Linked DNA regions of Homo sapiens: region 1 is linked to region 2. Evidence: read pairs that join two places in POLR2A ChIA-PET (ENCODE). Cell type or tissue: GM12878. All regions are shown on one strand. Links, peaks and the distances in the headings refer to the core of each region. The heading gives the core; the rest is flanking DNA.

The links. ChIA-PET counts read pairs that join two places held together with the same protein. Peaks named below come from ENCODE experiments on the same cell type or tissue, not always from the same donor. Only the 100,000 strongest peaks of a DNase experiment are listed, where the experiment ranks them.
Region 1: POLR2A ChIA-PET joins it to region 2 with 7 read pairs; 2 of 35 experiments call an interaction of 5 or more read pairs at or near these places.

The regions. Positions count from the first base shown.
Region 1 is chr10:48,281,027-48,291,298 of GRCh38, reverse strand. No RefSeq gene overlaps it. Among named protein-coding and RNA genes, the nearest start is that of FRMPD2, 11 kb to the right of the region's middle. RefSeq lists an enhancer at 3,004-3,504. In GM12878, for the core only: no CTCF peak of the experiment used is centred there; DNase peaks (open chromatin) are centred at 3,168 and 5,378; H3K27ac peaks cover 3,252 bases.
Region 2 is chr10:48,226,099-48,236,370 of GRCh38, reverse strand. It overlaps FRMPD2 (FERM and PDZ domain containing 2), which reads left to right. Exons shown (of 29, transcript NM_001018071.4): 10 at 4,082-4,256. Among named protein-coding and RNA genes, the nearest start is that of FRMPD2, 43 kb to the left of the region's middle. RefSeq lists an enhancer at 2,464-2,965. In GM12878, for the core only: no CTCF peak of the experiment used is centred there; DNase peaks (open chromatin) are centred at 4,470 and 4,900; H3K4me3 peaks cover 267 bases.

The sequences.
Region 1 (10,272 bases), core at 2,504-7,503, 55 kb before region 2:
GTTGTGTTAAGCCAACTAACTTTATAGCCATTTGTTTCCTGGTAATAGATAGATAACTGATACAAAGTCTATCCTCAATTGGCATTCACTGGGGCCAGGAAAAAAAGGAACAGACAGAGCGAGTTAGCAGGGTTCTGGATCAGGTGCCTGATGGGATGCTGGCTCTGAAGATGTCATGCAGCTAGCACTTCAAACCCACTTCAAGGAAGGAAAGCAATTGTGTGGGGATGGAGAACCTCTATTGCTCTGTGACACAATGGGTCCCAGTGAGGCTTGGCAGTGCTCTCCTGACTGGGCACAGCAGAGTGAAGGAGGGACTCCTTTCCAGCCTGAGGTAGTGCTTATAATCCTGAGAGGGCCAGAGCATCAGTGTCCAGAACCTCTCAGCAAAGGGCACAGTGTACAGGGATGGGAGGAATTTGTGTGGCCACCTTTTGCCATAAAGCTGTCACCATGTCCCCATTCAGGTGGCCCTTTAGAGGCAGGCAGATGTGACATGTGCAGTGTGTATGGCCCTCCAGCTATGGGAGTCATGATTGGGACTGATTTGCGGCTATGTGTGGACTTTATTTGGTGGTTCCAGAAATGTGTGGGAAACATCAGCTTTCATGGACCCAAGCAAGACGGGGCTTGTGTGTGAATGGACTTTGCACTCCTGACACTGAATCCAGTGGCAGGGGGTGGGCAGGAGGAGACAGAGGATGCTCGGGTGGCAGGTACTAACTGGCCATGTATGAGACCACACATCCGGAACTTCATGCCGTCCTCATATCGACGTTATGAGATAGGCATTATTATGACTCCAGTTCAGATGAGGAAACTGGTTTAGACAGGCTGTGTAATGTGCCCAAGGCCACCCAGCTCATTCGTCTGGAGGTGAAACTCCAATCTGGCTCGAACCACTATTACATACTGTCTTCCGAGGAGTGGGTTGTTTTCCTTTTTCATTTCTAAGAATGTTTGCCTCAATTAGGCAGTGTTGTTCACTGTAGTAGTCTGTCCTCACACTGCTGTAAAGAAATACCTGAGACTGGGTAGTTTATAAAGAAAAGAGGTTTAATTGGCTCACACAGGCTGTACAGGAAGCATGGCTGGGGAGGCCTCAGGAAACTTACAATCATGGCAGAAGGTGAAGGGGAAGCAGGCATGTCTTACATAACAGGGACAGGAGGAAAAGGGCAAAGGGGGAGGTGCTGCACATTTTTAAACAACTAGATCTCGTGAGAGCTCACTCACTATCATGCAAACAGCAAGGGAGAAATCTGCCCGGTGATCCAGTCACCTCCCACCAGGCCCCCTCCTCCAGCATTGGGGATTACAACTGGACATGAGATTTGGGCGGGGACACAAATCCAAACCATATCACTCACCAAGTAGTCCTCAAGGTCACTCTGACAGAAGGACTGCGGCTGAATTTCACATTTTAGGAGGTTGGGTGGAGTTCCAGTGGTGACCACGAGGTGGTGTGGTCACCAGAAGATGCAGCGGCGTCATGTCTGCATTGTGGGATAGGGGACTGCCTTGTCCCTGTTCTCGGAAGGCCTTTCTTCTCTGCAACTTGACAAAGGCAAAGAAAAGCATCCCAGACAATGCATACCACCCCATCTCTCATTATGGCCTGCTCCCCATGTTTGGCAGAGTCCTTTAACCCAGGGGAAGAAATCATATTGACAGAGAGGTCATGACCCAAGAGAATACAAAGGATTTCTAGACTTCTGCAAAGAAATGCTTTATTGGATAAGAATTTTTTTCTTTACAGGAAGTGGCCCATTGAAGTACAGACAGAGGGGCGGTGTTCAGACCATTCCAGTGCGGAGCTGCTGAAACATGGGCCTCCTTGGCCGTTCTTCCTCCCATACTCTGTAGAGTGTACCTGACACACAGCTGATTTCAGTAAATGTTTGGATAAGTGATAACATAGACTATAATGAAAACATCAATAGTGATAACAATGAACTCATATTGAACATGTAAAATATGCCATGGATGGCCATGTATTTGTTCATTTAATTCTCACAATCATTCCATGTTAACAAACAGGTTAAGTCACTTGCCCAGGGTCCCGTGAGTAGTGGGAGAGATGAATGACTGATTGAACGATGGGGATAAATGGCATTGTTGTTGTGTGCTTTCAGGTCCAGCCTCAGTTTGTGTAACAGAAGAGTTAGGGAGAAGGGAGGCCACCGCAGGAGCCGAGAGACATGGGGAGGCAGAGTTTCTCTGACAGGTGGGCAGGCGGAGGGTGGGAAGGAGCAAGGAGGGTGGGCAGGGTGGCTATGCGTGTGGCACTGCAGCAGGGCGAGGGGGCAGGGCACCGTGTTCTCACCTCATGACCCAACAGGAGCCCAGGCAGCACCGAGTGCATGTGAGACAAACCCATTGTGGGCCATTTATGGATTAAAGCCATCTTGTTGGTTAGGGCAAATACTTGAGTGAGAAATCACGGGAAGATCGCCAGCCTCAGCTGCTTTGCAACTGGACACATCCAGAGGCTCTCCTGCCCCCTGTGATGTGGAAGGAGCCAGGACAAAGGATGTGCCCTCCTTAAGGCCCCTTCTTCAATGGTAGATAAATCACCCAAGAATGGGCCCCTTTCCCAAACTTTGCACTTCCTTTTTCAGCTGGGTGCCGGAGAGATCATTCGTTTCTTCCTAGAACTTTGTCAGCAACTGGAATGTGTTGCCACGAGAAGAAAGGCCGTAGGTGCTCAGTGTCTACAAGCTTTGCCTTGGGCGACCTTGCCCTGTGTCTGACTCCTCCTGCTCTTCTTCCTGCAGGCTCCATGTGTGCCTCTGTCTCCACGGCCTGTCTCAGTGGATCAGTGATTCTGGCCCCAACTCACTGCTGCTTTTTCTCTGAGCGCCAGATTTGTCTCTTCCTCCACCTGGGCCAGAGCTGTTCATAAGCTCATTGTACCTGCAAAGGCAGCCACCTGAGCCAACGTGGCAGGGGCAGGTGTCTGTACCCACAGCGTCTGAGCCGGAGGTGGGCAGTCCTCCTCCCACCAGGAGAACCTCCCTCAGCCTCCTCCTTGTGGCTTCCAGGCCTGGCCCACGGACCTGGCCGTGGGAATCTTAGTAAAGTGTGTGCTTTCCTTTTCAGTTGCAGTTCTTAGAAAAACAGTGCCCAGATGTTATCTAAGCAGGTAGTAGAAATACCAACCAAGGTCAAGTCATCTCAAACCACACACGTTTGTCAGCTGCCCTTGTACTTGACAGGCGAGCTCTGCAGAAGTTGAACTGTAGCCCTACAGCCCTGGGGCTGTTAAGTAAAGCCCAGGTCCCAGGTCCCGCCCCTGCTGTTTCTGGCTGGTCTGCCAGTCTCAGTTGGCTCTGTCTTCTTCCCCAGCTCCCTGGACTCCCTGTCCTTTCTGGTCACATACGATCCAGTTCAGCCCAGGCCTGTCCTGCCAAGCACTGTCTGGCTGGGGTCCAGCCCCTTCACTGGTGTTTAGCAGGATCCTCCTTCCTTTGTACACAAAGCCTCCTTTCTGCTCAGCCTTTTTCAATAACTACCCAGGCACCATCTGCCCCAGATTTGAAACCTGGGAGCGGGTCTGCTCAGACTTAACTCTTGAAAAATCCTTGCCCTCCCCCACCAACAGAACAGATACAAGGCACTGAGCCAGCCTCTGGCATTTGTACCTCCCTCATTCCAGGTCCCAGTCACCCCTGTCCCCACCTCCCTGGGTCTTCCTGATTCTCTGATCCTCTGCACAGCCCCAGCTGTGGGGCTCACTGGCTGCTTACCATCTCCACTGTTCCTCTCCGCCTGGTCACCATCTCCGTCCTCCCCGTGTTCATGCCAATCCATTTCCACTTCTGTCTGAGCTTCATCCTACTCATCAGCAGGTGACTCTGAGGGTGACTTACTGAAAAGACTGGGGCCATCTGACATGAGATTGTCCACATTCTCCCCTTGGACCTGAACATTTTCCACACTTTCTCCCTCCCTCTCACTTCAAAGAAAGAACTACCCTCTACCTCTCCAAGGCTTTCACTAGCATTGGTTCTTCTAGGGGAAGAAACAGACTGTTTGGGGTTCAAATCCTAACTTTACCATCTTTTACAGCTATGGGTCCTTGGGAAAATTATTTGACTTCCCTGTACCTCAATTTCTTAATCTGTAAAATCAGGATAATACTCCCTGCTTCCCAGTGTGTGTGTGTGTGTGTGTGTGTGTGTGTGTGTGTGTGTGTGTGTGTGTGTGTATGTGTGTTTGGATTCATGTACTGCATGCAAAAACCTTGACACTTAGTGGGCCTGAGTTACAGCACATTATTTCTGGTCCTGCTCCCTCTGACACCTCTCCTCTGTAAAGGCACAAATATTCTACCATCCAATCAGCATGCATTTATCAAGCATCTGCTCTGAGTCAGGCCCTGTTCTAGGTGCAGGGGGTACAGAATTGAGACAATCATTCCGGATTTGTCACCTAATAGCCACACACCCTTTTCCTCCTTGATCTCAGGGTCTCATTTTGTGAACCCATCAGGGAGTGCGTGCTCTAGGAAGCTGAGTTCGTCCTCCCGTCCAGGGAGAAATCATGACTGATCAGAGCCAACTGTGCTCATCCTCTTCTACTTGGGTTTAGGGGTGGGCCCTTGATCTTGTCTGGCCAGGGATATAAAAGGGGAAGCTGACTAGGGATTCTGGAAGATTCTAAACAGATGTGAAGATCAAAGTCCTTTCTCTTCCTTCTGACATGGTTGAGTTGGATGTGAAGGCTGGAGCTGCAGCAGCCATTCTTTGGTGTGAGAAGAACAAATGTCAACCCCAGGCTCTGATGTTGCTGAGCTGCTGAATGTGCATTTATGTGGGGACACAGATATCCTTGATTGTCTAAATCACTTTTCATTGCTTCATCTGTCACATGCAGCTGAAAACATCCTGCCACAAGCAGGAAGCAAGATGGATATGGTCCCAGCCATCGGTTAGCTAATATTTGTCAGTAGGGAGATAGAAAATAAATGAGAAATAAATACATAGTATTAAAGTAAAAACCAGTAATTGCTATAAAGGGGACTAATAGAGGCAAGGGGACCCAGCCTGATGAAGGAACACAGACTTTCTAAAGAGGCAGCGTTCGGACAGAGGCCTGAATGAAGTGACATCATAGCAGATGAAGATCTCCAGGCAGGGGAAACAGCACATGCAAAGCCCTGGAACAAACTGGGACCTTGGAAGAATACCAGTGTGACTGGAGCAGGGGACACCAAGGAGGGAGGGACTAGATCTAACCAGGGTTAGATCACAGGCGATCAGTGGGCACCCACAGATAGGTCCTGAACAAGGGGATTGCACGATCTGCCTTTGGTTTTCGAAGGACAGCTTGACTGCTGAGTGGGGAATAGGCTGGGTCATCAATCATTAGAGCAGGACTAGCCAGGAAACTCCCTCAGTGGTTCAGGCGGGGGAATGATAGTCCCAGGGGAGGGTGAAGAGGGATGGTGAGGAGCGTCAGATGTTTTAAGCAAAACCTGCCAATTGATGTGATGTAAGGACCCAGGGGAGTCAAGGGTGGCTGTTTTTTTTGTTTTGTTTTGTTTTTTGGCATGGGAAATTAGGTTTATGGTAAGAACATTTATTGAGATAATTAAATTGAGGAGGGAGCAAGGGTTTCTTTTTGGTGGGAGAGACGATTTGAAAATCAACAATTCTCTTTCAGATATGCTTAAATTTAAGTTTCCTATTAGACCTCAGGAAGTGAAGACATGTGGGCAGTTGGTCAAAAGAATCCAGAGTTTAAATTGGAGAGACAGGTGCTCTTTGTAAATCTGAATTTGGGATTATTGCCTATGATGGTAACTAAAACCATGGGACTTGCTGAATGTCGGGGAGGAGTGGGGATAGAAAGGGAAGAGAAGAGGCTGAGGAAGAAACTCCCAGGAATCCCATGTTTAGAGGGCAGTGCGGGAGGAAGCAGGTGAGAAGACAGAGTGGCCAGCGGGGTATAAAGACAGGAGCGTTCGTTCTAGAAGCCAAAGAAATAAAGCGTTGTGAGGAAACAGGGCTGATCCAATGCTGCTAGCAGGTCAGGGAAAATGAGAATTGAGACTGACTCTTGGATTTAGCATCCTAGACAGAGTCCTTTCAGTGCTTTTGGGGGCAGGAGGAGCCTAATTTGAGAAGAACCAGGAGAGAGGTGATAAGGGAACACAGATAAGGGAACAGATAAGGGAACAGATAAGGGAACACAGGGAGGTACGTGGGTTTAATGTGGGAGCACAAAGGAGTTCTCCTCTGACAGCTTCTCCTTCCTCAGTGAGGCATGAGGTTACCGCTCAGCATCGGGCAAGGAGAAGGCATGGCTGCAGCCTGGGAGAACTGAAGAGACATGCAGAGGGACAGCTAGGAGGTGCGAGGGCCACCAGTGGGCTGCAGCCATGAGTGGGGAGCAAGATGAGGCAGCACAGCAGGGGTTTGTGACATTCTTCAACATGGCTCAGCTGCTTGGACACAAACAGGAGGAGGGGAAACCTGAATTTAACTAGAATTTGGTCCCCCTGCCCCAGTTAAGTGTGAGAGAAGCAGTGGGGTTGAGAGCAGATGCAGTGGTGGCAGATATATAGCGTTCACTGTGGCAGGCAGGGTCTCATTGTTCTACAGTACTTGCTTACCAGACCTGTGGGTCTCAAACGGATCTAGGAGTAGGTTCCATTATCATCTCCATTTTACGGGTGAGGAAACAGAGGCACAGAGGAGAAATAACTTGCTCAGATAGCACAGCCAGTATGTTGTGGAGCCAGAATATGACCCAGGTGGTCTTGGTTGGACAATCCCTGCTCTTAACCCTGTGCCACGTTGGTGCTTGCCCTCCTGGCTACATGCAGGGGAGTGATTTCAGTGAGGCGATATAGGAATGCAGCTGATGTAACAAAATGCAATGGCTCAGATTAAATAGATTTCCTTTTCCTTAATACCCCAGGGAAAATGTTCTAGGTGGGTGCAAGTTAGGGTCCCAGGCTTCCAAGGTCACTGTGGTTATCATCACTGCCATTCTGAATCCCCCTCCTGTGCACACATCCTATCTACTCATGTCCCATTGGCTGGAACTCTGTCACATGACTCCACCTAGCTGCAAGGGAGGCTGGGAAGTGTGGTCTGGATGTGTGCCCAGGAGGAAGGGGAAAACAGATGCTTGTGCATGCTTAGGAGGAGTTCCTGACACATGGACCATGAACTCTAAGCTGGAGAGTGAGAGAAGTACAGAACAGTGGAAAAGTGGTAGGGTTCATGGATCATGGATGGGAGGTCTTGATGAGCACAAAAAATTGTCAGGGTTGGGTAACTTGAGGGAATAAGCTGGACAAATATGAGTCAGTGGCTGGTCTGAGCCTAGGATGTTTGAGATGTAAGTTTTGCAGATAGTACAGCAAAATTTCCTTGTAATGACAAAGATTGAGTTATGAACACAGGAGTAGATGGCTGAGGTAGAGTGAGGAAGGTGGAGTGAGGAGATCAAAGATGTGTTGACGTTATAAAGAAGCAGGGCAGGATAGACCACAGGGAATCCAGAGCTGACAGCTCCAGTAAAGGAACAGGCCCTCTCTAACATTTGCAGGACCCAGGGCAAAGAATGCAAGTGGAGGCCCACGTATGTTAGGTCTAAATATTTAAAAGTTATGAGTCAAGCCATCAGGCTTTAAATAAAAATCTCTTTAGATATGTCTGTCTTCTTACCTTGGTAAATGTACCTTCATAACCTCCTGGAAGATTAAATGTGAAATGATAATTCTAACTCTTTGGAATTTATGCACTTTTAGCCCCAGGCCATGGGTCACTACTCTTCCAAGTCTTCCCCACACTCTCAGGGGCTCTAGGTCCTCACGGCCAAGCTCCAGCCACATCCACATCTAGAGGACAGATGCAGGGAGGAGGCAACCCACACAGGTCCTGAAATCTGGCGTAGTGCTGGTTGGGCAGAGCTCTTGGAGCAGAGCCCAGAGGAGGGGCACAGGGGCTAGCACATCACTGGTTTTACCATGTTTCCCACCATTCAGAAGCAGCTGGTTTAGAACAGTGGGATGGCCTTTTGAAGACTCAGTTACAACACCATCTAGGTGGCAATGCCTTGTAGGGTTGGGGAAGCATTTTCTGGGAAGCTCTATATGCTCTGAATCAGCATTCATTAAAGGTGCTCCTTCTCCCATAGCCAGGTTTCATGGGCCCAGAGTCAGGGGGTAGAAATGAGAGTGGCACCATTCATTATTACCCCTAGTGACCCACAGCAAAACTTTTACTTCCTGTTTCTGTGACCTTATGCTGTGCATGCTGTCAAGTCTTAGTTTCAGATGAAAGAATGTTTCTACTGGGAGACACAACAGTTAAGACTACCCAGTCACTGTGGGTTCTTCATGCCTCTGAATCAACAGGCAAAGATGGGAGTTACTATGCTGGTTGGGGTGACTGATCCTCACTGCCAAAGGGAAATTCAACTGCTGTTACACAATGGAGTAAGGAAGAGTCTGTCTGAAATATTGGAGATCTCTTAGGGCATCTCTTAGTATTACCATGCCCTGTGATTAAGGTCAGTGGAAAACTACAACAACCCAGTTCAGACAGGAGCTACCAATGGCTCAGATACTTCAGGAATGAAGGTTTAGGTCACTCCACCAAGTAAAGAACCATGGTCATCTGTGATATATGCTGAAAGCAAAGGGAATACAGAATGAGTAGTGGAAGAAAATAGTTATAAACACCAGCAACGACCATGTAAACAGTTACAGAAATGAGGACTGTAATTATCATGAATATTTCCTCCTTATTTTGTTATGAATATATTTTTGTGTGTGTATATAATATTTGTTTTCTTTCCTTTCTTATTTCTTTATCTGTAACATAATATATATTGACTTTATATCATAGTATTTAAGTATTGATAATTTTACATCAAGTATTTAAGTTACAATATATCAAGAGGAGAAGTAAACATCATTCAAGGATTTACCTCTCTTATGGGGAAAGGGTTATTACTTTTTTTTGTTGTATGCAGGATAATTGTAACATGTTAGGTGAAATAATGCCCTTGTTATTTTCTTGTCTTTATTTGGAAATTAAGTGTGATACACACTTTACAGATATACTATTTGTCTTTAAATCACAGTCAAGTAGACACAGGGTAGAATTGTGATGACTAATTTTATGTGTCAATTTCATTGGGCCATGGGTTGCCCAGATACGTGGTTAAATGTTATTCTGGGTGTATGATATTTTTTGGCTGTGTTCTCACCCAAATCTCATCTCGAATTCCCACATGTTGTGGGAGGGACTCGGTGGGAGGTAACTGAATCATGGGTTCAAGTCTTTCTCATGCTGTTCTCCTGATAGTGAATAAGTCTCATGATAGCTGATGGTTTTAAAAAGAGGAGTTCCTCTGAACAAGCTCTCTATCTTTGCCTGCTGCCATCCATGTAAGATGTGACTTGCTCCTCCTTGCCTTCTGCCATGATTGCGAGGCTTCCCCAGCTACATGGAACTGTAAGTTCAATTAAACCTCTTTCTGTTGTAAATTGCCCAGTCTCGAGTATGTCTTTATCAGCAGCATGAAAATGGACTAATAGAGTAATTTGGTACCAGTAGAGTAGGGTGCTGCTGAAAAGATACCCAAAAATGTGGCATCAACTTTGGAACTGGGTAACAGGCAGAGGTTCGAATAGTTTGGAGGGCTCAGAAGAAGACAGCAAAATGTGGGAAAGTTTGGAACTTCTTAGAGACTTGTTGAATGGCTTTGACCAGAAGCCTGATATTGATATGGACAATAAGATCCAGACTGAGGTGGTCTCAGATGGAGATGAGAAACTTTTTGAGAACTGGAGCAAAGGTGACTCTTGTTATGTTTTAGCAAAGAGAATGGCGGCATTCTGCCCCTGCTCTGGTACCCCCCAAATTGGTACCCCATATGCCCCAAATTGGAGGAGATTTTTGGAACTTTGAACTTGAGAGCAATGATTTAGGGTATCTGGTGGAAGAAATTTCTAAGCAGCAAAGCATTCAAGAGGTGACTTGGGTGCTGTTAAAGGCATTCAGTTTTATAAGGGAAGCAGAGCATAAACATTCAAATAATTTGCAGTCTGACAATGTGATAGAAAAGAAAAACCCATTTTCTGAGGAGAAATTGAAGCCGGCTACAGAAATTTGCAAAAGTAACAAGGATGAAGCTGGAAACCATCATTCTCAGCAAACTAACACAGGAACAGAAAACCAAATACTGCATGTTCTCACTCATAAGTGGGAGTTGAACAATGAGAACACATAGACACAGGGAGGGGAA
Region 2 (10,272 bases), core at 2,439-7,438:
TCAGTTTCCCCCAGACCTCTGCCAGAACCATCACTGCCTCCCACTGCTGCTGTTTTCCCTTCAGCCTGTTAAAGGGGCCCCACGTGACTTCCAGCTGAGTCCTGCTGGCCCTCCCAGCCTCAGCTAGGGAATGCTGTGAAACATCTACCAGGTGCCAGGCACTATTCTAGGCCCCCATCTATGCTGCGAATGAAACAAAGTCCTTTTCATGTGGAGATTACATTCTAGAAGGAGGCGGCAAAGACAGACAAAGACATAAATATAAAAGAATGCCAGGTAGTGATTTGTGCAAAAAAAAAAAACAAAAAACAAAAACAAAAAAACAACGAAGAAGGGAGGAGGATGGAGCATGGCAGGTGGTAGGAGGGAGAGTGTGCTCTTTTAGATAGGAAAGTGGCTCTGGGGAGGCATCTTGTGAACAAAGACTGGGTGAAGACAAGGAGTGAGCCTTGTGGGCTTTTCAGGAAGGGCAAATGCTGTGTGGGCTGTCCCTTCCCTGCCCCAGAGCCTGAGCACGTCCCCTGCAGAGCCCCATGTGTGGCTGGTCTCACCCTGAGCTCCCCAGAACATATCTGTCCATGTTCAGGCCCATATCTCTGTTGTCCAGGGCCCAGTTGGGGCCGAGAGCTTCTCAGTCAATGTTGAGTATTTGGATGTGAGCCTTTCCCATCTCCCCAACCCCCAGGGCTGGAAGCGCACACATTGTCAACTTGGCTTTCTGGGCCTCTGCTCAGGGCCTCTTGGAGGCAGGGCTTGAGTGGGGCATGGCTAGAGGCTCTCCCCTCCCAGGCTCCTGCATCGCCCTCCACTTGTCCTTCCTGCCCTGAAGAGCACCAATGAGCCCACCTCTGGCTCACTCCAGCAAAATCCCATTGAATCCCAGCTTCCATGCACCCCCCTGTCAAGGGGATGTCTGTTGCAGTGCACTGACATCATTTCCTCTACACCTGAGTCCTGAAAGTGTTGAAGCAAACTGGTCAGTGCACGTGGGATGCCTGCCTGACAGGGGCCTCCAATTCCTATGCAATGACCAGCTGCATCAATTTATGCAGCACACGCTGACGGGCACCCACTGTGTGCCTGGTCCACCTGCATGGGCACAAAAAATATGAAGTGGGATGATAACTTTTACACCCCAGGTATGCAAGATTGAGTTACCCAAAGCATGAAAATACTAAAGCTAAGGAGGCTGGTGTGTGAGGGGCTGGGGTGTCAGGGTGGCTCACTCTGGGGGTCTACAACCTTCTGAGGACACTTCCTGTATGGGGCTTGCAAGTCAGAGGGCCATGGCCTCCTCAGCCCAGTCCCACCTCTGCCCATCCCCTTCAAGCCACCTGCCCTCAGCTGAGGGGAAGAAGGGACAATTCACCCAGGGACCCCTTCCTGACATCCCTGTGGTCACATGGCTTAGGTGACTGGAGACTCCTCTACCCACCGGGTAGATGGGCCAGACCTGCTGTGATGGGGGCCAGCTTCCCCCGCTCTGCAGGGATGCTTGTGCAGTGCTTAGGTACCAAGACTCCAGGCGATGGGAACAGTGCTATTGTCCCAGTTCTGTCTGGGGCGAGCATCTTGACCTACACACCAGGTCTAGGACCCTAGTTATAATCCTCAGAGGGGACCTTGGACCCTTGCCTCTAGGAAGATGCAAGAAGGGTATGAGGGTGACTGAGGGCTCCCTCAGTAAAATACTTTTTAGACCTCTGTCCCTTACCTGGGAAACAGGAGGCCCCATTCCCAGGGTTTCCTGTGTCACTCTGTTTGTCTGGCTTGGGCTGGAGCATTTGCCCCTGTTGCTTTAGCCCCTCCTTTCCTGTCCCCAGGGTTCTCAGTCAGTGTAGCTCCCTATCTCTCCCTCCAAGTGGAGTTCTTGGTACACACACCCTTTCCTTCTGCTTCCCTGTGGGTGTTGGGAACAAAACAGATTCCCCTTACAGCATGGCTGTCCCGTGGGAAACACTGGCAACTAGGCTCACTGAAACATGAAGAGGCAGCACCCTGTGTTCAAAAGCAGCCACCACAGGAACTAAAATATAAAACATTTTCTTTTTTCTCTATATGTGCTTTCTCTGTCTCATCATGTCATGGTATTTTTATTTTTTATTTGCTGTTTAATGTCACATTCTCTTGGGCATAGGGATATTCACAAGGTGAACAGAGACCCTTGCAGGTACCTGGGACCCTGCTCTGTGACTTTGCCACACCAGTTGCTGGATCCATGCACCATGCCCCACGCAGGGTGAAAAAGCCCAAGCTCCCTTCCCATGACTCTGCTGTCCCAGCCCAGACAATCAGTGGTCCCCCAAGGGGTTACACCCTTTGCATGGAGATGCGTTTGGTACCTGGCTTGGGAGCTGGGTGGGTGAGATGCTTGTCCCTGCTGAATTGCCCAGGGAAAGAGCTTTGGTGCTCCTGGCCCAGGGTGGGGACAGCCACTGTCATGGTTGCTCTGACATGCCTTGGGTGCGTGTGCCTGCATGGGACCTTTCCTCCACCAGCCCCTGAGGAAGGCATCACTAGGGGGCAGTGAGAGCCATGGCTGCCCTCAGTGGAGGGCAGCAGAGGTCACTGTGTGGGGAGGATGAAGGGGCAGGGGAGGCTGGGCAAGGCATGGGGATTCAGAGAGCAGAGGAGTTGGCAGCCAGAACCCTCCAAGGAGGAGGGGAGGCAGGACTGCTGAAAGTCAAAGCTTTGTATACTCGCTCATTGTCCTGGGGACTTCACTCAGAAAACACACATTCCAAACACAACTATTAAGAGTGTCCAGAGGGCAGCTTCAGAGCACTGGACCCAAGCAGGGGCCCATTATGGGCATACGATTCATCACTGAGGGCCTGGGCAGCCCTCTCAGGAAGCAGCTGGGATTTCTGCAAGGGAAAGAAGCGGGTCAGACCTGCCTCCCAGCCTTCCTGGCTCTCGCAAAATCACCTTGGGAAGCTTTACTAGATATTGATTTCCTAGGCCTTGTGCCAGACTGACAGAACCATCTTGGGAGTGGTCTCCTCACCTCTCAGGTGACTCAGGTGTGCAGCAAGTGTAGGAACCAAGGTGGCATGGAGTATGCCTGTGTGATCAGCCCTGCCCAGCGGCATGTGTGAAACCCCCTCCCACAGGGTCCTCAGATCTGCTCTGGCCCCTGGAGTGCATAGGCTGCCCCTGGGTGCCAGGAGTGTCAGGGTATGACCACAGGCATGGTCTCGATGGCACTAAGGCCACATATGCTAGTGTCTGTCCATGACTGCCTTCTAGAGAGAACTTCCTGGGGGAGGTCCAGGCTGGGCTTTGGGACATGGGGATACTCAGGAAGAGCCACAGACAAGGGCTCCAGAGCCTGACCTGACAGATCCATAAGAGTTTGCCACATGGGGAGGGAGTGGAAGAGCCCTAGGGGCAGTGGGTATCATATGTGCAAAGACACAGACAGAATGGCCCAGGTGGCTGCCTGGTGATGAACTATCCAGGAGGCTGAACCAAGGCAACAGTGGTCTGGGTGGGGCTGTGGTGGGAGATGAAGAGGCAGAAGGCAGACTCTGGAGGCTCTTTGGCTCTGCCGACCCATTTCTAGAGTCTAGGTAATCCCCTTGCTCCAGCTCTGTCTCTTCATTGGATCTGCACCCACCCAAATTCTCTCTGAAGTTTAGAATTAATTAACCTGTGCTCTGCTGGGACCTGGGGAGACAATGTCAGATCGACAGATTGATCCAGGGCCATATGATTCATTGATGAGGGCCCTGGGTGACCCTCTTAGGAAGCAGAGCCCAAGGGAGAGCTGGAATTTCCGCATGGGAAAGACGTCAGTCAGACAGGCCTCCCAGCTTTCCTGGCCCCTGCTGAGCCTGGCAGAAGGCTCAGATTTGAGTCCAGTTCCTGCCTTACAAACTGTGCAAACCCTAGGCAAGACTCTTACCATTTCTGAGCCTTAGTTTCTCATCTGCTGCATAGGAATTGTAAATATACTTATCTTTTAGAGTTGTCAATTAAATGAGACAATGTGTGTAAAGTGCTTAGTACAGTAACCAGCACACACTAAAGGCTCAATGACTTATAATTGTAGTATAATTGATACTGTTGTTGTTTTCAGACCAAAAAAGGGAAATCCTATTTGGCTCTCAGGGACCTCTGTGTGGTCCTGCTGAACGGGCAGCACCTGGAGGTAAAATGTGATGTTGAATCAACAGTGGGAGCTGTCTTCAATGCCGTGACATCCTTTGCCAACCTCGAGGAACTCACCTACTTTGGCTTGGCGTATATGAAAAGTAAGCATCTCTTGGGCAGCTCACAGCTGGCCTGGTGCCTCTGGTAACCCAGGTATCTGGGTACCTGAGCTCTGTTTCTTCTGGGAAAACTGTTTGAGACTTGGGTGCCTCCCTTTGTATGCCTAGACATTAGTCAGCATGACGAGGGCTTCAAGTACTCATGGATAAAGCATCAAGCAAGTGCAGAAGGTTGTCAGGAAATAATGAGTGTAAGATGTGGGTTTCTGTGGCTTGCTGGATCTGGTTGATTGATCTCAGGGCACTGAAGTTAGACAAACAAGCAAATGTTAAAAGCATTTCCATCTAATGATGCAGGACTAATGGGGACTTAGTACCCTGACCCTAGGAGCTAATTAAGACTCCATTCTAAATATCCAAGAAAAAGGGTTTCTATACCCTCTTCCCTCTCTGACGTTCTATTAGAGACTCTTTATTTCTGCTGTCGACCTAAAATGACAGTGGAGAGAGACAGGCTCTCCAAAAAATGAGTGTATTTGGGAATTAGCAGGAGATTGCAATCTAGGATCCACATGCCATAGTGAACTATAGATGCATCTAAGGAGGTTGGGCAAGGGCAAGCCTTTATAGACAAAGAGAGAAGTACATGTGAGTTGTTTTGAAACAAAAAGGTGATTGGTTCCAAGGGCTTATTTCAGGAGTTGACACCAGTTCATTAGTGAAAACAGTGTCAGGCAAGTGTTCTTGTGTGAGTGGCGAGCTGCCCTTGTGTGGCGAGCTGTCCTTGTGCTGCTGGCTGTCCTTGTGTGACTCATGTAGCAAGCTGTGGTTTGGAAAAAAGTTTCTATGGTATTTTTCATTATAGGCATAGAGCATGAGTGACCCTCCCTTATGGCCTCCCAGCTCCATTTTAGTAGGGTTAAATATAAGTGACTTATTTTGGTATTGATAATGTTTACATTTCTCCCTTTTGATCAAGTTATTGCTCTGAAAGCATCACTGCTGGATCATCCTGTGGTTAGGTTTTGATTGTTCCTCGGTACTGGGATGGACCTTTCCTGGTTGTTCTACTCTCACGTTGAAGGGAAATGACCAGCAAGTAGGAGTTGATGTAAAAACATCTTTCAGCTTCATTTAAGCAACATGGAGGTTTGGAAAGAGTGGCTCTGAGGCTAAGTCTGTCTGGAGTTCATTGTTCTGTTTCATAGGTGTTGGTTGTCATTTCGAAGCACTAGACCAGCGTTGGGCATTTTGGTGAACTCTCTATGTAGCCTGCACATCAGGCAGGAGACTTGTTCCTAGAATTTTACATTGAGTTGTTGTTCAGCTTCAGTTTATAGGGCTTTAGGAACAGAGAAGTTCTTGTTCTTTGTTCTTCAGATACTGAAGGAAGCAAGAAGAATTCAGGGTCCAATTCAGTCTACAGGTAGATTAGAAACACACAAAAGCAATGAACAGGGCTACAGTCAGATAACAGGTGTAATACAATTTTCACCTTCCTTTAGAAGCATAATTTCTTTTCTACAGTTACCCCCATTTTTACTAAAGATAATCACAATAAGACAAATTTGTTTACTAAGTAAGTTTAGCCTCATCAAGTTTGGCCTTGATGCATAAGTGCATCAAGAATAGTGGTTGACCACGTAGGCTCCTTTGAAGCTTGTTCTGCTAGAACTTTTGATAAGAATCTCAGCCTGACTTTTAAAAGTCTCTCAAGGCTAGGAGGCCAAATCAAGACAAACCTCAGTTTGGCTGAAGTAACTTTATGTGCATTTTCAAATATGACATCCAAGTCAAAGCCTTAGTAATATAACCAATTTTAAGTATTGTATCCTGTTATAAAGAGAGCATATTTTATTGAACTTATATAAATAACTATATTATCATAAAAATAAGAATGCTTATGGATAGTTTTAGAATTCTGGTTGGATCAGGAAAGGAGAAAAAGCAAATATTTTAATTTTGTTCACAAGAGTATACTTTATTATATTGTTGTAAACTATAGATAACATACAAGGAAAAAGTTTCCTTAAATCTAGAAAACAAAACATTTAAAGAACCAGTGAAATTTCAAGTAAAAATTATAAAAACCCATTATTCTTTTTCATCCGTTCGTTCAGCCTCATGTAATTAATTCTTGTTCTGCTTGATCTTTGTTAGCAGTTTCACAAACTCTGTTTCTTCTTTAGTGTCCTGGACATTTTTCCTTAGTCCAATGGTTTGATCTTGAAGTTATCAGAAACCTGTAACTTGTCAGAATTCTTTCCATCCTTTCTGTGAACCTCCTTGAAGAAAAAGCAATTTTTGGACTGTAGCTGATTGCAAATGCGTTTAGAAAAGTACCAACACCATAACATTCCATGGATGATAAGGACTTAGAATGGCCATGGTTAAAAATCTGAAGAGAGTTTATTATAACCAGCAATTTACAGATAAATTTCATTGTTTCTATGGCATATATCATTTTAACATAATAACCAAATATTATACTAAGACATATCGGAATTCTAGCAATTTTGTACAATTTTAGGAACATTTATATCAAAACTATATTTATAAATATAACTTAAAGATTTGGCACCACTTATTATTGGATAATGTTTCCCATGCATTTTAACATATTGAATAAACCCAATTAGTTTAACACCTCTTTTACAAGGTGAGGGACATATCCTTTGTTGCTTCCAAGGGCCCAGCTGGAAAGACCCAAAGTAAATTCAAGGTCAAAAAGACTCAATTTAGAATTTGATTTTGGGAAGCTGTCAAAACTGTCAAAAGGTTTAAAACCCTTGATCAAAGTAGAATCACTGGTCACTGTAAAATAATTGTCATTCATTTAACCAGAGTGATAATTAAAATTCTTCAAAAGGCAAATACATAATGGTCAAAACTTAGCTCTTTGAATATTGAGAAGATCACTTTTTTAAGTAATAAAAGAGCTAATAAAATACAGCACAGAGCACAAGAAACTATTCTGATAAAACACAAAATTTTTGTTTTCTAGGCCAATTACTAAAAAGTTAAGGAAAAACATATTAATATTAACAGTAGAGGCTAATACTGCAATATAACTGTATTTTATTAACAGAGAAGACAAAATAATAGTTTTGCACAAGTATGCTATTGATATTAAGGCTCAATTTTAGAAAAACATAAATAAATACTTTTCTTCTAATTTTAATTATCTTGATCACACAAAAATTTCTTTCATAATATTCATCTTCCATAAACCTTTTGCAATTTTCTCAAACCATTTATAATGTTCTTATTCAGTTTTATTGATATCACTTTTTTCTTTATTTATTTGTTTTGAAGCAATCCTCAACTAGCCTCCAACTAGAGAAAATTACTTTTTTAAACGACAACAAATAAAAACACATTCTCATATCTTCCTTTTAACTTTTCTCACCCAAACATATCTTACATTTTTGTACACTTTGTGTACAGAATTACATTTAGTAATTGGAATTTTAAAACTCTTGGTAACTTTAATTTCTAGTGAAAACCAGAAAACTAGAAAGTAAGCAATCATAAACTGCCTTTTACAAATTTGTGAAAACATTATTTTATAACACCTAGAAATATATGCTTCCTCATAGCACATTTTTTCAGTGTAGAATAGAGCATTTTAATTAACAGACCCAAATATCTTTTGTTCCTCTACAATGAGGAGACAAAAGTATATAAGCTTAAACTTATGTTCAACAACTAATATTTCAGCATAATATCTTATTTGGAAGTGGTCTATTAAATGAATATTCATCATTTCATTTAACTTACTATAACTGTAATGTTTTAAGTAACCAAAAAGATTTTATAAACCATTTTAAGTAGATATATCTTATAAAACATAATCATTGTTGAAAAGCTTACTTATACTCTATTTCATTTATATTTACATTTATTAATTCACTTGGTTTTAACAATTATGTTTGAATTGTTTATAAAAACTCCATAAGACATGAAACAAATGTAGTCATTATCTTACGTTATTTTTATTGTTAGTAAATCAGGCAAGTATTAAAAAATACCACAGAAGCAAAGAACCTAAAAGTTAAAACATATGGCTTTTTTTAACTCTCTTTTTTCATTGTCACATTTGTCTCACATCAAGCAATTTATTTTTACTGTATGTTTTATTCTTAGGTTACATTTACAATTTTACCATCTTAAACATACATACGCTTTTGCTTGATAAATCCAGATAGAAGAAGTCGTATGTCTGTATTATGTTTAATGTTGACAAGTCTCCAAACATGACTATTTTAATTGAACCAAAAAACTTAAACTAGCTTCTATATTTACCAAAAATTATACCAGATCACCTGAACTCAAAAAACATTTAGGTTAGTTCTGTTTTTCTGAGAAAACAGTTAATTTATAAAAGTGTTTATTTTCTTCCTTCAAGCCAAATCTTCTCGCATGTACCAATAGGACAGTTGTTCATGATGAGGGCTCTCTAAAAATACTTTTAGATACAAAAGTCCAAATATCCAAAGGTATAACCACTTCAATTGTGACTCAAAGCCAATAAGCCTTTTATGTCTTAACCATGGATACGAGAGGCTTCCACAAAAAGAGCGTGAAAAATGCAGTACCCCCCTCGAGATCCAACATCTCTCCCAAAGACGAAAAACAAAGACCTTACTTGTTAACAAGGTAGTGGAGGTTGAAACAATTGAGACAAATTCCCCTGGGAGCTGGCACTCTGGGACAAGGAGATGCTTCATGTTTCAGACTCCTAGCCAGCTGGCTCGCCATCTGATGCAAACCTGACAGTCTCCACCACCCAGCTGGTGGAGACCAGAGAAGATATCCTCACTGGCTACAGAGCTCTTGAGACATAAAACAAGATGAAAGGAGAGTCTTATTGTAACTTTTATCCTTGTGGTAAATCACACAGAAGACAGAGATTAAAAAACAAAAAAAAAGAGCGATTTCTGTTAGAACCTAGAACCAAATTCACAAGAGTCACAATTCAGAGAACAACCTTACAAATGTTTTTCTCCTGCCAATTCAAATTTAGAAAAGAAGGGACAAGAAAAAATTTTTACCTTCTTCTCTTAGCTAGGCACTATCCATAGATATTTGGGAAAGCTGGCTTTGGAAAGAATCCCCCCACCTTTTGCAGGCTTTTGTCAGGCCTCTCAGCATCTCATCCATAGGCTGGAGTGAGTGGGGTGTCCAGCCTCTTAGGGTCCCATCCTCATTGCCAGAAACTGTAAGGAAGGAAAACTTCTACTTCCATCCTTTATCCTCACAGGCTCCAGCTGTGTCTGAGAAATAAACTAACATAAGAAAGATCAACAGGAGAAAAGCATAATAAATGTTTTATGTGGCATGGGAGCCCCCATAAGAAGATGAAGACTCCACCAAATTAGTTACTGGGTTGGACAAAAAACAGTTAATTGTGAAAATGGGACTAAATTATGAGGAGGCTTAAAAGATCAGAGTTATTCCAACAAGGTCTGTATGGTATTCTGTGTCTAAACTTCTTGTCCTTGAAGATAAGGATGTTGCCTTTCCTTCCAGGAGAGGGAGGATGACTATCACATGGGAATTTCATCTTCTTTAAGAAATAACACAAGGGTCAAAGTGGCCAATTTGCACCTGCTCTTAAAAGTGCGCTTAAAAGTGCCTTTAACTTAAATAGCTGATAGGCCCAAATGGCATATTTTAACTTCTTTATTCCACCCATCTAGAACTTCCCTAGAAGATTCACATATTAAAAAATGACTTGGTGGTCATGGAGAGAAGAATTAGATTAGTAGCTGAGCAGTTTGGAAAAAAGAGGAGTTCGGCTAGAGGAAGACAAAGAGGAGGAGGAATTGTAGATAGGGGAGGGAAGGTTCTGGAGACAAATGAGTCTCAGCTAGCTTTGAGATATTTGCATTAAGGCATTTTTGAGTCCTGAATGCGTTTTGAAGCCTCAAGATGCCAATTGAAATATGTGCCCCATTCAAACTGACCTTATAGCTGCAGTCTTCTAATTTTAATTCTAAGGAAAAAACAAGCTTGGGCAGTTCAAATGGTCTCCATCTGGCCATTGGAGCTCTAA